Linked DNA regions of Mus musculus: region 2 is linked to region 1. Evidence: chromatin contacts called from ENCODE Hi-C or POLR2A ChIA-PET data. All regions are on one chromosome and are shown on one strand. The core of a region is the stretch at or near the end of the contact, and the rest is flanking DNA. Distances in the headings are between cores, read along the strand shown.

Region 1 (6,075 bases), core at 835-3,334:
GGCATCCCTTCCCTGAGGGACCAGCCACTCGAAGGTTGAAGGTCGGTATAGTATAGAACAGAGTTTATTTAGGGCATGGGGAGGGGAGTTAAGAGAGTAGTAGAAGCCGGGCGTGGTGGCGCTCGCCTTTAACCCCAGCACTTGGGAGACAGAGGCAGGCGGATTTCTGAGTTTGAGGCCAGCCTGGTCTACAAAGTGAGTTCCAGGACAGCCAGGGCTACACAGAGAAACCCTGTCTCGAAAAACAAAACAAACAAAAAAGAGAGTAGTAGAAGCAGAGAAAGGCAGAGAGAAGTAGAGAAGTAGAGGCCAGCCATGACCACGTGGAGAGAAGGGGAAAGGGAATGGGGAGAGAGGGGAGCAAGGGAGCAAGATGGAGGGGATGCATCAGCCCCTTTTATAGTGAGCCAGGACTACCTGGCTATTGCCAGAGAAATGTGGGGGTGGAGTACAGACAGAGTACCAACAGACAAAGCTTGCAAAGTGGGTACACTCATTCCCTCTCCACGGGGGCTCCTCCAATCCCATTTCCTACAAGCAGGTGGGCAGGGGCTGTGGGGGTTGCTCACCTGTGGTCCTGGAGACCGTTAGTGACAGGGAAGAGAGGTCACTGGAACCTGTGAGATGGAGACCTGGATTAACAAACAATGCAGGACCAGAGACTCTGATGAGCCTGCTCCTCTCTCTGGCTTGGTCCCTTGAATAAAGTCCCTCCTCCTTACCGAGCTCAGGTGCAGGCCAGCCTTCTCTAACTCCTTTTTTTTTTTCTTGGTTTTTCGAGACAGTGTTTTTCTGTATAGCCCTGAGCTGTCCTGGAACTCACTTTGTAGACCAGGCTGGCCTCGAACTCAGAAATCCGCCTGCCTCTGCCTCCCAAGTGCGCCACCACAACCGGCTCTTCTCTAACTCTTGAAAAAAGTTCTGGCTTTTCGTTTCTGCCTTTGACTCCGCCAATCATCACTCAATATCCGCTACTTTCCCCATTAAGGTGGGACTTGGAGGACTCCTGATGCCTCAGGAAAACCCCCGTCTCCGTTCTTCCCTCAGGGCGAAATCCGAGCCCCAATACTTCGTCACTGGAGAACTTTCCTCTCCCCCATCTCGCTGCAGGCCCCGCCCCTTTTCAATCCCATCGTCAGGCCCCGCCCTTCGTTTTCTAAACAGGCCCTGCCCTTTCCCTAGACCTGCCACTACGCCCCACTTTCCCCCACCCCAACCCAAGGGTAAGTCCCGCCCACTCACTGAGCCACACACCTCTTCTTGCTCTTGGAGCCTGACCCCGCCCCTATTTCCTGTCAAGCACAGTCCTGGATCCTCCTCCTCGAGGTCAGGCACCGCTCCTCCTTAAATCTTGAAGCTGGGCCCCGCCTCTTTCTTTGCCTCTAAAGGCCTAAGCCTTGCGGGAGAAGGGTCCCCCTTGTTTGGAGAGAATAAAGCCACTTCCTCGAATTAGGCTCCGCCCCTTACTCCTAAGAGCAGCCTCACCCACTCTGTAAACCAGAAGCCTCCTCTGAGTTTGCCCCGCCCCTGTGTGTATGGCTCCTCCCCTTCAGAGTTATGCCCCGCCCCTCCTCTCGACCGCCGCCCGGCCCGCCCCCTTCTTTGCCTCAGGCTCAGGCCCCGCCCCCTTCTCACTCCTTAGCGGGACGCCTAGCCTGTATCTCCCCGGCAAGACCCTTCACCATCCTCTACCTTCTGCCTTATCCCTCGCGCAGTGTCCCCGCCACCCTTGTACTCTCCGCACCGAAGCGCGAATCCTGCGGAAACCCGCAGATGACTCCGAGCGCCCCGAACTCCCCGAGCCCGAGCCCCGCCCCAGAGGTTCCACTCTGCTTACCCAAGGCCCCTAGCTCGGGCGCGGACTCTCTGGCAGCGCGGCGACTCGGCATGGCCCGGCCCGTAGGGACCGACAGCCCGAAGGCCAGCTCAGGGCGAGCGCACACGAGGGCAAGCCGGGCAGTCGGACAGCCCGGTCGGCTGGGACGATCACCGGCCGGGCAAGCGGTGCAAGGCTAGGGCCGAAGGCCGGGCTGGACGCACGGCGCCCGGGGCTGCGGGGGGCGCCGGGCCGAGCGGGCGGCGGGCGGGGGCGGGGCGGCGGAATTCCCCGGCGCCGCCGGCCTGCGCACCCATTGGCTCGTACCCCTCCGTGACGTCACGTCAAAGGGAATGGGAAAACCCCCGCTGCTCACGTGACTGCGGGGGCGGGGTCGGCCGGGAAGCGAAGGCTTGGCACTTCGCAGGGTCCGGGTGCGAGTCGCTGCCCATTGCCTTGGCCAAGACCACTGAGGTCCGTCCGGGTCCACTTGCGCCCTACCCACAGAACAAGCTGAGAAATGGGCATTCCATTTCCCCTACGAGGGCTTGAACCTGCTATCTTTCAGGCTGGCAAATGAAGCCAGGAGTGGGAAGTTAGCAGCCATTGATAATTTGTTTGAAGTAAAATTTACATAGGGTCTCATCTTGCCCAGACCGATGACCTTGAACTGCAGATCCTTTTGCCCCCATGGATCCTTCAGATTCGTCCCTCCACAGTGCTGGGACGACAGGCATGAACCACCACCTAGTCTATGCAGCACTGAGTGTTGAACCCAGGGCTTCATGAATACTGAGCTACAGTCCCAGCCCGTTGGTGATATATGGCACCTATAACCTATAGAAACCTATAGAAACTTGTATGTTCCATTCCCCTTCTATCATAGCATGTGTGATCAATGATTCAAGCAACCTACGCATAATTAAGCACTTGCCATATGCTGCAGCCTGTAATGAAAACTAGGGTACAGCATTACTAAAACCAGGCCCACTTCTTGCTCCAGAGGCAGAAAACTGCAGCAGTGAATGATGTGGCACCGGTATCTACTGTTGCACACCAAAGCAAAGAGCATTGTTTTGGTTTTGCTATGTAGCTCTGGTTGACATTGAATTCATGATAATCCATCTGCTTCAGCCTGAGTCCTGGGGATCCCAGGCACCTACCATCACGTCCAGCTTAGAGCAAACCTTTTCTTGCAATGAAAGACATTAGGCTCAGGCTTTGAGAACCAAATGGTCTTAATTTTCAAATGTGCCATCTTACATAAACAGCCAAGGACCAGAAACAGGGATGTGGCTATGTTCTATTAGAACATAATTTGATAAATATAGAAATGGGAATATCATGTAACTTTCACACTGAATCATATTCTTTTTCACTTTGTACCAGAGGGAAATGTTCCAGTGTCATAAGCAAGCCCAGGAGTGGACATCTCCCATAGAATAAGCTTGCCAGTCACACACACACACACACCAATCACTGCTTTCCTTGAGGTTTTCCAACTGTAGTGCTGAGGATGTGGCTTGTGATAGAATGCTTGTCTAGCATGTATGAGATTCTAGGCTGTGTTCTCAGCAGCACACAGAAAGATATTGTAGCCACAATATGCCCATTCTGGACAGACAGAGGCAGGAGATCCACTGACAAGTAGTGAGTTCCACTGCATAGCAGGCCCTTGTCTCAACGCAAACCAACAAAATAAAACAAAAAAGAAGGGGGAGAAGAGGGGGAAAATTGGGCTGGTGGTGTGGCTTAGTGGTAGAGCACCTGCCTAGCATGTTGGAGGACCTGTGTTGATTGCCTGGATCTGAGACACGACTGTGAATTCAAAAGCAAAACTGAGAGCCAGGTATGACAGCTCACACGAGTAACTTAAAACACTTGAAAGTCTGAGGCAGGAAATCACCACGAGTTCTAGGCCAGTCTGGACTACTTATAGCAAGACCCTGAATGAAAAGACAAGCAATCTCTCTCAAGAGAGTTGTAATTGGAAGGTCCTGAATCAAATATCCTGTGTTCAAATACTAGGTTTCCTGGACAATTATGCAATTCCAGGCAACTGATTTCACCACTCTGGACTTGAGTTTCTTAACAGGATGGCTTTAAAGACTTAAGGAGGTAGTCTAGTTGACTCTTGACACAGGTCTTCCATGCACCTGCACTATTCAAACTACTAAATACTTGTTAGGGTACATACACCAGGCTGGCCTCTGACTCCTGAGTACCATGATTAAATGTGTGTGATCCCATGGCCAGCTGGGAAAAAAAAAAACAACTGAGTTTCTCATCTGGAGGTACAGAATATCACAAACTTCAAAGAGCTGTTGTGAACACACACACACACACACACACACACACACAGCAACAATGCTGGACACTGTTCTCAAAGTTGGGGACAGTACATGGTGCATCCATGGTGTTTTCCATTTTTTATTCTTTCAAACAAGGTGTTAAATAGCCCAGGCTGGCCTCAGACCCAGCTTCTATTTCTGGTTGTGAGCCTAGCCTGTAACAGAGGAGCCATCTCTCCAGCCCCTCAGACCCAACTCAAAGCAGTGAGGATGACTTTGATGTCCTGACCCTTCTGCCTCCACCTCCCAAGTGCCAGGATTACAAGTGTGTGCCACTATGCCAAGTCTTGTTTTGTAGCCCAGGCTAGCTGAAAGTTTTTAAATCTGGATTGACCTCTCAAAATCAAGGATGGGGAATAACCACTGTGCCCAACACTACCTAGAATTCTGCTAAGTTGTGAGCTCCTCAGAACTGCCATGGAATGCTGGTCCTACTGTGTACACAGAACTGTTTTGTGCTGTTTGCCCAGACAGACTTGCGAAGGGTTAATAGAGACCCATCCACCAGTACCCCAATAAGGGCACTGGATATGTCCAGATGTCCGTGAAAGCAAATGGCACCAGAGTGGCTAGGATACAGTCATGTTTTCACAGGTCTTGGTCCAGTGAAGGAAGTCTCCTTGCCATGATGTACCAGTGGGCAGAGCCTCAGGACTAGGCGGTAAGGGGTGCCTGGGAACACCACCAATTGTATCCTGAAGGTACTTGTGTCCCAGAAAGGACTTGAGAGACTGGGGCTAGAGGTGAGGCTGTGGCAGAGCATGAGACAAAGGCTGGGGACATGCAGCAGCCCCCTGGGGATCACATTAGCTGTCTTCTGAGAGCACTGGGTCAGCAGGTGGAAGGGGAGCCCAGCAAGGAGAGTGGGTATGATACCTACCTGTGAGGCACCATCCCTGCTTGACTCAGCAGGGAGAAGTAGGTGGAGCCTGAAGCAACCTGGGGTTGGGCCAGTGCCTCCTTGCAGCACTGCTGATCCTACAGTCTGGGAAGGTGTAGTGAGTACCCCCAATGGCTGTCATTCTCCTAGAGAGGGTAAGCAGGCCCTGCTCCTGGTATGGACAGTTAGGCTCTTGAGGGACACTGCAATGACACCCAAGGACTCACTCTGCTGTGGCCCAGATAAGTGCATACAGGCCCCATTCTGTTTTCTCCATTGAGGAGTGTTAAATAGGGCTTGTCCTTCTTGGGGGTAGCCTCTTGATTCACAGGCAGACTTGGTGGTGTTTAGTGTTTCAGGTCCTGCCTGGTGGCACACAGCTAGCCACAAATACCAGATGCTTTTAGCCAGCAGCCTTGTAGGAGTCTAAGATGGAACTGTTTTGGGAGACCTCTTGCAGGGCAGTTATCCTGTTTGGGTATGTGTGCTACAGTGTGTGTGTGGAGGTCAGATAACACTATAGTTGCTTCCCTCCTGCCTCTGTGTGGTTTGGTGATCAACTTAGGTTGTGTGGCCTTGTAGCACAATGGAAGTGCAAAGCCAGGTTATCAGGGTTGCATGGCAAGTACCTTCACCCACTGAGCCACCTTGCAAGCCTCTGCCATCTAAGTTAGCTCTGACTTACAGGCATACAACACCACTGTTTTATGCAGCACAGGGTTAACCCAGGGTGTTAAATGCTGAACAACCCCAGATTCCACTCCGTCATCACCTCCAGGTCTCTTGAAGACCTGAGCCAGCTGCATGGTCCGGACAAGGAAGGCAGAGGAGGTGCGGTGGTTGAGCTTAAGTTAAACACCCATATGAATTTATTAAATCCAGACTGTGTTAAAGGGTGGCGGTCTGGGAGCAGGGTGGTCGGGGGATGAGGGACAAGATGATGGAGGACCACAGGCGTCCCACAGAGGAGCCCTGGCCCCTTCCCCGCCTGGCCCACCCTCGGCGCCATATTGGCTTCACCATGATTC
Region 2 (6,203 bases), core at 3,237-5,736, 67 kb before region 1:
GCCTGAGGGAAAGGGGGGGGGGTGTCGATGGCAAGTGCTGGGGGAAGTGTACAAGGGGACACGCTGCACGCAGATGCGGGATGAAGGGGCAGCAGCAGATGCACTGTGGCTCCTGTGCTGCACTCCACACTGCACCCCACCATCCCACAGCTGCACTGCCCAGACAGAGGCCATGCCCCGTCTACTGCCCAGCTCTTGTCACAGCCCTCCTAGACCCAAGAGATGTGCTTTTACCTGTCAAACCAGTTCCCAGAGTACAGAGCAGAGCTAGGGAGAACAAACAGTATGAAACAGTATGGCTGTCCCCCTCATGGCCACTGCCCTCATCACCTCTTCCCTGACTCCAGGTGGCTAGGAATGGTCACATGTTGGAACTTCACAAGAAATCTCCTGGTGGGCAGCCCAGGACTCTGAGTGAGAACTGGCCACATGCCACTGGCAGGCTGCAGGGTGGGGAACAGCAGGGAGGGCAGGCAGGATCATTGGTGTCATGTGCTTAGATCACAAGTCTCTCTCACAAGCCTGCCTTGCAAAGCCCAGAATCCAGCAGTGCCTGGAGAGGCTAGCTGAGCATGTTCTTGAGGTCTGGTCTAAAAAGGTTCCTGCTTCCTGGAAAGAACTAGGGTCCAAGGGCTGCCTCTATCAGGGGAGCACTGGCCAGCTCCCTCTCCCAGTACCCACATGCCCAATGTGCCTCTTCCACTCACGACTTCCACCACCGCCCTATTCCCCAATCTCACTTTCCGCCCGCACAGCTGCCTCCAGCTCCCCAGATATGGCATCCTAGCCTCTCTGGCCCTGCTTTATAGACACACAGCCAGGACACCTCCCCCCCAACTTCCATCTCAGGCTGGTCACACTGCTACAAAACTCCAGGTGGGGCTGAGTAAGTCAGCTCCCATTCCTGCTGAGGGCACCAAAGAGGAAATAGAAAACAGAACACCAATGGCCCTGGTTTTACAAGGAAATGGATGGATCCTTAGATCAGCTCACTTCAAGGGGCCTCCAACACCAGGCTCCTGCAAGGCCTGAGGGGGCTCTGGCCCTCAAATAGGCACCTAAAACACCAAATACCCCAGCCAGCACTGCTACCCTGAGTGAGGCTGAGTGGGAGCCAGTACTGGTAGACCCAGTCCTTCAGAGCTGCTCCCCTACCCCAGGTTTCCTTTACTTCCCAACACCTGCAGGCCCAGTCAGCCTTCCATCAGTCTCCCTGAGAAGAATGGATCTCAAACAATTCAGACCCTCCAAAGACTGCCACTAGGGGCACTGTTTGGGGTCGCTGCTCTTCCACAGGACCATGGCTTAAATTATATACCCCTATGCTATAGAGGGTCCACAGACCAACTGTGACACACCACCTGCCACCCCTGATTCAAGCTGAACCATCCTCAGAGACCCATCTCTCAACTGGGCTCTCGACAATCTTCTGGGCCCATCTAGCTTCCCATCCCCAACAGCTCCCAGGCCACTGACAACCCTGCTGTCCTCCTGGGCACCTACCCCTAGATGCTGATGGTTTTGCAAATCTCTCTGTCCACGCTGGCCACCTTCACAGTCCCTTCCCTAAGCTCATTCCCAGCAAGAAGTCATGGCTGGCTCTCTACTCCCTCCACCAAAAGGTGAACAGCAAGTAGTCTCGGCTGTCACTCTGGAAGGCTAGAAGAATGACCGTCTCCCTGGCCTAGGAGTCACCATTAACTCTACCTGTCACCCTTAACAGCAGCAATCCAATTAGCTGCTTTCCAGGACAGGAATTTACAAGAGCCTCTTGTTTAAAGCTTACAACTCAGAAATTAGCACCTCCATTTGCAGACAGAGAAACCGGAGGCATGAGGGGAGAAACCAGCTTTCTCAACAGCAAACCTTGCAGGTATGGGGGGTCATGTGTGTCATCCTAGAACTTTGATGCAGGAGGACTGTCAAGCATCAGAAGACAGCTGAGACTACACAAGTGTGGCACCATGGTAGAGTGTTTGCCTAGCAGTAAGGGAGCCCTGGACTCTATCCCCCACCCTGCATAAAATGAGTGTTAGGACATACCTATAACCCTATCATTCAGGAAAGGAAAGCAGGAAGGTCAGAAGTTCAAAGTCACCCTTAACTATACACAATCTGTGCTACATAAGACAATCGTGTTAAAAGAACAAAAACAAAAAACAAAACACCTTAAACTTAATTCAAAAATTAATAAAAGGCTCTGCCTTTTCAGAAAAACTGTGGGCCAGAAACTGTGACCAACTCTCCAGGTGCCCTGACCTCCAGGCCTCACCATCTGACCCTCACCCTGGAAGGTTCTGACTTTGGCCCCATCGAAAAAGCAAGCTCTTTCCAGGCTTCAATGCTGCCTTCATAATCATCATGGGTTTAGGAGCGCTCACTCTCACCAGGCACAGTTCATGTGTGATGTCACTCAGTCTCTGGCAGACCCTGGACCACTGCTCCTGTCAGTCACTCTGGGGGAGGGTGGCTCTGAGGCTCAGGGGAGCCAGGCAAATTCTCAGTGGTTGCAAAAGACAGCAAGTGGGAAAGTCAGAATTTGACCCAGCTAGCCTTTCTTTTCCCTCTTTTCTTTCTTTCTATAGTGAAACAGGGCTTCCCCATGCAGTTCAAGCCCCCCCTAGAATGTCTACTCTATGATCCAGCCTTAGCCTCTAAGCGCTGGGCTCACAGCTGCAGACAGCCACACCAGGTTTCTTAACCACTTCTGAATGGCCGCTCTGCTCCCCCCACCCCTTCCTGCTGCGATCTTGCCACAGTGGACAACAGGCTGCCGCCAGGGCCCAGTGGACTCTTCCTGTCCTCAGCACCAGTTCCAAGAAGTTCAGAACCCAAAACAAACCACCCAGCCCTGGCAGGCTCCCCAAGCCAAGTCTAAATTAACCTCGGTCTCTTTGATAATTACTAGTCAAACTGGCATTTATGGCGGGCTCCCAGTGTATCATTTCCTGCAACCAAGTCCCCCCCACCACACCCCCACCCGTGCCCACATACATCAAAGCTACCAGCTGCCCACTCTGCTGCCCACAGCCTGGCAGTCGTGTCTGTCTGTTCCTGGACAAGCAGGTTAGCTTCCATAGAACACGGCCAGTGGGTGACCTCACTTCACAGGCTCCACCCAAGCAAAACACAATTCAGCTCAGAAATGGGATTAGCCTGTGTCCATCTCCCCAGCAACCTTTTCCCTTTCAAAGCCATCAAAGCCAATGCACTCCTCCAAGTGCCCGTCCAGTTCCACCTCCCCACCAACAGGCCTAGATCTTAGATCTTCCCATCTCCCAACATGTAAGTCACCTTCTGTTGAGTAGGGAATACTGCCGAGTCCTTCCCCAGGTAAACCCTGGTAAAAGCGGGCTCCGCGTTCTGCTGCCGAACCTTACTGCGGAATTCCTCGCACACAGGCAAACTGGCCACCTCGTCCTCTGCTTTACTACCTGCTGCCTCTGACCCTCCTTTCCCAGTCGGAGGGTTTACAAACTTCTGTACAGTCTGGGTTTATTTCCGTCCTCGTTTCAGCCAAAAGAGCAATGGCCATAGCCGGCTACGCTTTGCCTCCTGGTTTACAGACCAGCTGCTTCGCTCTCACCATCCCGTGGACTCAGGCACTTACCTTTCCCCCAATACTATAACCAGGCTCTCTTCATCTATCCCTGAGTGTACCATGAACTCAAAGGCTGGCTGCCAGCCTCCCAAACTCCCAAACAAGGTTAGGCTTTGAAAACCCAGTCCTGTGGACCTTTCCAGCTCTCCCGCCAACCCCTCTCTGCCTCCAGCTCTAACCTAGGCACCGTTGAAATCACCAATAAGTACCATTTGCCGCGGGCCACCTCCGTGGGGGTCGGCCCTATGGCGGTCCCACCCGCCTCTAGGCTCTCCCCCGCAACCCTCGCCAAAGCTACCGTGTCTCCAGGGGTCTTTGGGCTCCACCGCTCCAGACACGATGTCCTCGTCAGATGGGAACGTGACACGCTTGGCAGCAGCCTTAAGGCGGCCATCGGCCGGGGGCGAGGTCCCGGTAGGAGACTCAGCTTCGGCGGAGGCCTCCTCGGTCTCGGCCTCCGCGTCCGCGTCGGCGTCCGCGCCCGGCCCGGGCGGAGCCTCCTGCGGCGGGATCTCCATCGCCGCCGCCTCCTCCTCCTCACGGGGGCCCCGGGGACATGCCCCGGGCCCCGGACTCGTCTCTCCGGGTCCTCCCGCCGTTCCGGGGCATGGGCTTCGCCGCTGCCTCAAGCGCCGCCTCCGTCCGCTCCGTTCGTCGTCGTCGTCGTCGTCGTCGTCGCAGTCGCCGGGAGCCCCAACGCGCCTCCGCCGAGCTCCGCGAGTACCTGCTCTTCCGCAGCCACACTTTCGCTACAAGCCGAAGGGCCCGCTGCGTACCGAGAAAAGCATAGCACCGACTCAAGCTTTTGCTCTGAAAAAAAACCGTGTCGAGGACGACAGGAAGACCGGAACAAAGAACAGTAAGCTCCGCGGAAAAAAGAAACGTGACCGGCGAATCTGCAGAGCCAAACTGCAGAACACAGAGGCGGGGCCTATGAACGCTGTCTCCCGGAGCGCCGCGCATGCGCGAGTTCTAGCCGCCCCCTCCCGCCCCCCACAAGCCAAGCTGTCAACAGTCAGGCTCCCGCACATTCGTCACAAGCCCAAGTAATTCGGGAAAGGATTCAATACAAATCCTATAACCGCGGCCTGCGAGAGGGCTGTCAGCGGCTAAAGCCGTCTGAGTTCGTAAAAATAGAAGAATCGCCTCCACAAAATTGTCCTCTGATTTCTACGCGTCTACAAGAAATGAGTAACTTAAAATATAAAATACGGATCAGATATTAATTAAAAAACCACTTGCTGGACATGGTAGTGACTCGCCTTGTGAACCGAGCCTTGGAGAGGCTGAAGGAGGAGGTTGCGAATTCGAGGCTAGGCTGGATTACAAAGGGAGCCTCAGACAAGCAGGTGCTACAGCAGGAGACCCTGGTGGGGCTAAGCCAAGTACTGGGAGCAGGATAAAGTGATGGAGGTGCTGAGAGCTGAGAGCCAAGCTGAATATCGGATGAGTACGTACAAGTGACAGAAGCGACAGAAGAGCACACTTTAGCACAATTTTCGTCAAAATTGTATCAAATGTAAATTACAATATTAGACGAGTCTGCTAGGTATTCATGAACCTGCTATAAAAACAAAACAAAACAAAAACTGGGAGCAGGAATTCCAAAGGCTCGGGATGAACCAGCTGACCAAACCTGAGCGAGCCTAAGCCACACCTCCAAGGGGTCGATTCCAAAGCTCAGGATTCATCTGGGCACTTTCGCTTTTCCTTCTCAGCTCATTAAAGCCCACTGGCACAGGGACTGAAACCACAGAACGGGATTTGAGGAGGGTCGAGCACAGCATTGCCAAGTAGAGAGCTAGGCTGGAACTGGAGGGAGGCTCCAGTGTGAACTGATAACTGAGACCACTGCTAAGGGTAGCTGCTTTCCTCTTCACAGTTGGGGGTTAGCACACTTTGGAGACTGAGAAGTACCAAAAGCCCCTATAATTAATGCAAACCTTCAGTTACATTCTGAACTCCAAAAGGCATTAAGTGGGCTTTGTTTGGGGGGGGAGGGTTGGGTTTTGTTTGGTTTTACTGGTTCTCATGTAATCCAGGCTGCCCGCTGACTTGCCATGTAGGAAAGACAGGCTTTATCTCTGGCTCCTCCTGCCTCTACACCCCCTTCCCCACACCAAATGCTGGGATTACAGACTTGGGTCACTGTGCTTAGCTAGGAACTGCTTCCAGATATCATGTACTGAAAGATTTCTAGTGACAAGGGGCTGAAACAGGGGACACAGACTCCCTCACTAGACGGCTAGAGCAAACTGAGGAAGGGTAAAACTTCAACGCTAACCACCAACCTGCAGCATTTGCTCCCGGGCACTGGCACGGCACTGGCACACAAGTGTGACCACCACCACCACTCCCAGTCCCCTCCGTGGGAAGACAAACCTGCAGGTGACTGCAGTGGACCACATCACCAAGAGGGAACCTTGAAACCTAGTGTAAGCCAAGGCCCTGTCTAGGCCTTTTCTAGTAAAAAGCCATCCTTGCCCACCTCGGGTCAATTTCTTATGCAGAGATGAATGTCAGCCATTTGGGGAGGATGCCAGGAGCAGTGCAAGCCCTATACTTTTATCTGGACGCCTCAGCTTCATTGCTTAGATAAGCC

The links. A loop is a pair of places that touch in the nucleus more often than their neighbours do. ChIA-PET counts read pairs that join two places held with the same protein, here RNA polymerase II (POLR2A).
Region 2: POLR2A ChIA-PET joins it to region 1 with 10 read pairs in embryonic stem cell. The contact joins the promoter of Ppp1r37 here to the promoter of Relb in region 1. A Hi-C loop is called at or near these places in 2 of 37 maps with a recorded cell type or tissue (adrenal gland and gastrocnemius). POLR2A ChIA-PET finds 5 or more read pairs at or near these places in 3 of 5 experiments (Patski and embryonic stem cell).

The regions. Positions count from the first base shown.
Region 1 is chr7:19,627,354-19,633,428 of GRCm38, forward strand. It overlaps Relb (avian reticuloendotheliosis viral (v-rel) oncogene related B), which reads right to left and starts at 2,085. Exons shown (of 12, transcript NM_009046.2): 1 at 1,838-2,085; 2 at 570-617. The coding sequence starts at 1,889. Clptm1 (cleft lip and palate associated transmembrane protein 1) reads right to left here. Exons shown (of 14, transcript NM_019649.2): 14 at 4,227-6,075.
Region 2 is chr7:19,557,912-19,564,114 of GRCm38, forward strand. It overlaps Ppp1r37 (protein phosphatase 1, regulatory subunit 37), which reads right to left and starts at 4,487. Exons shown (of 13, transcript NM_199149.3): 1 at 3,900-4,487. The coding sequence starts at 4,119.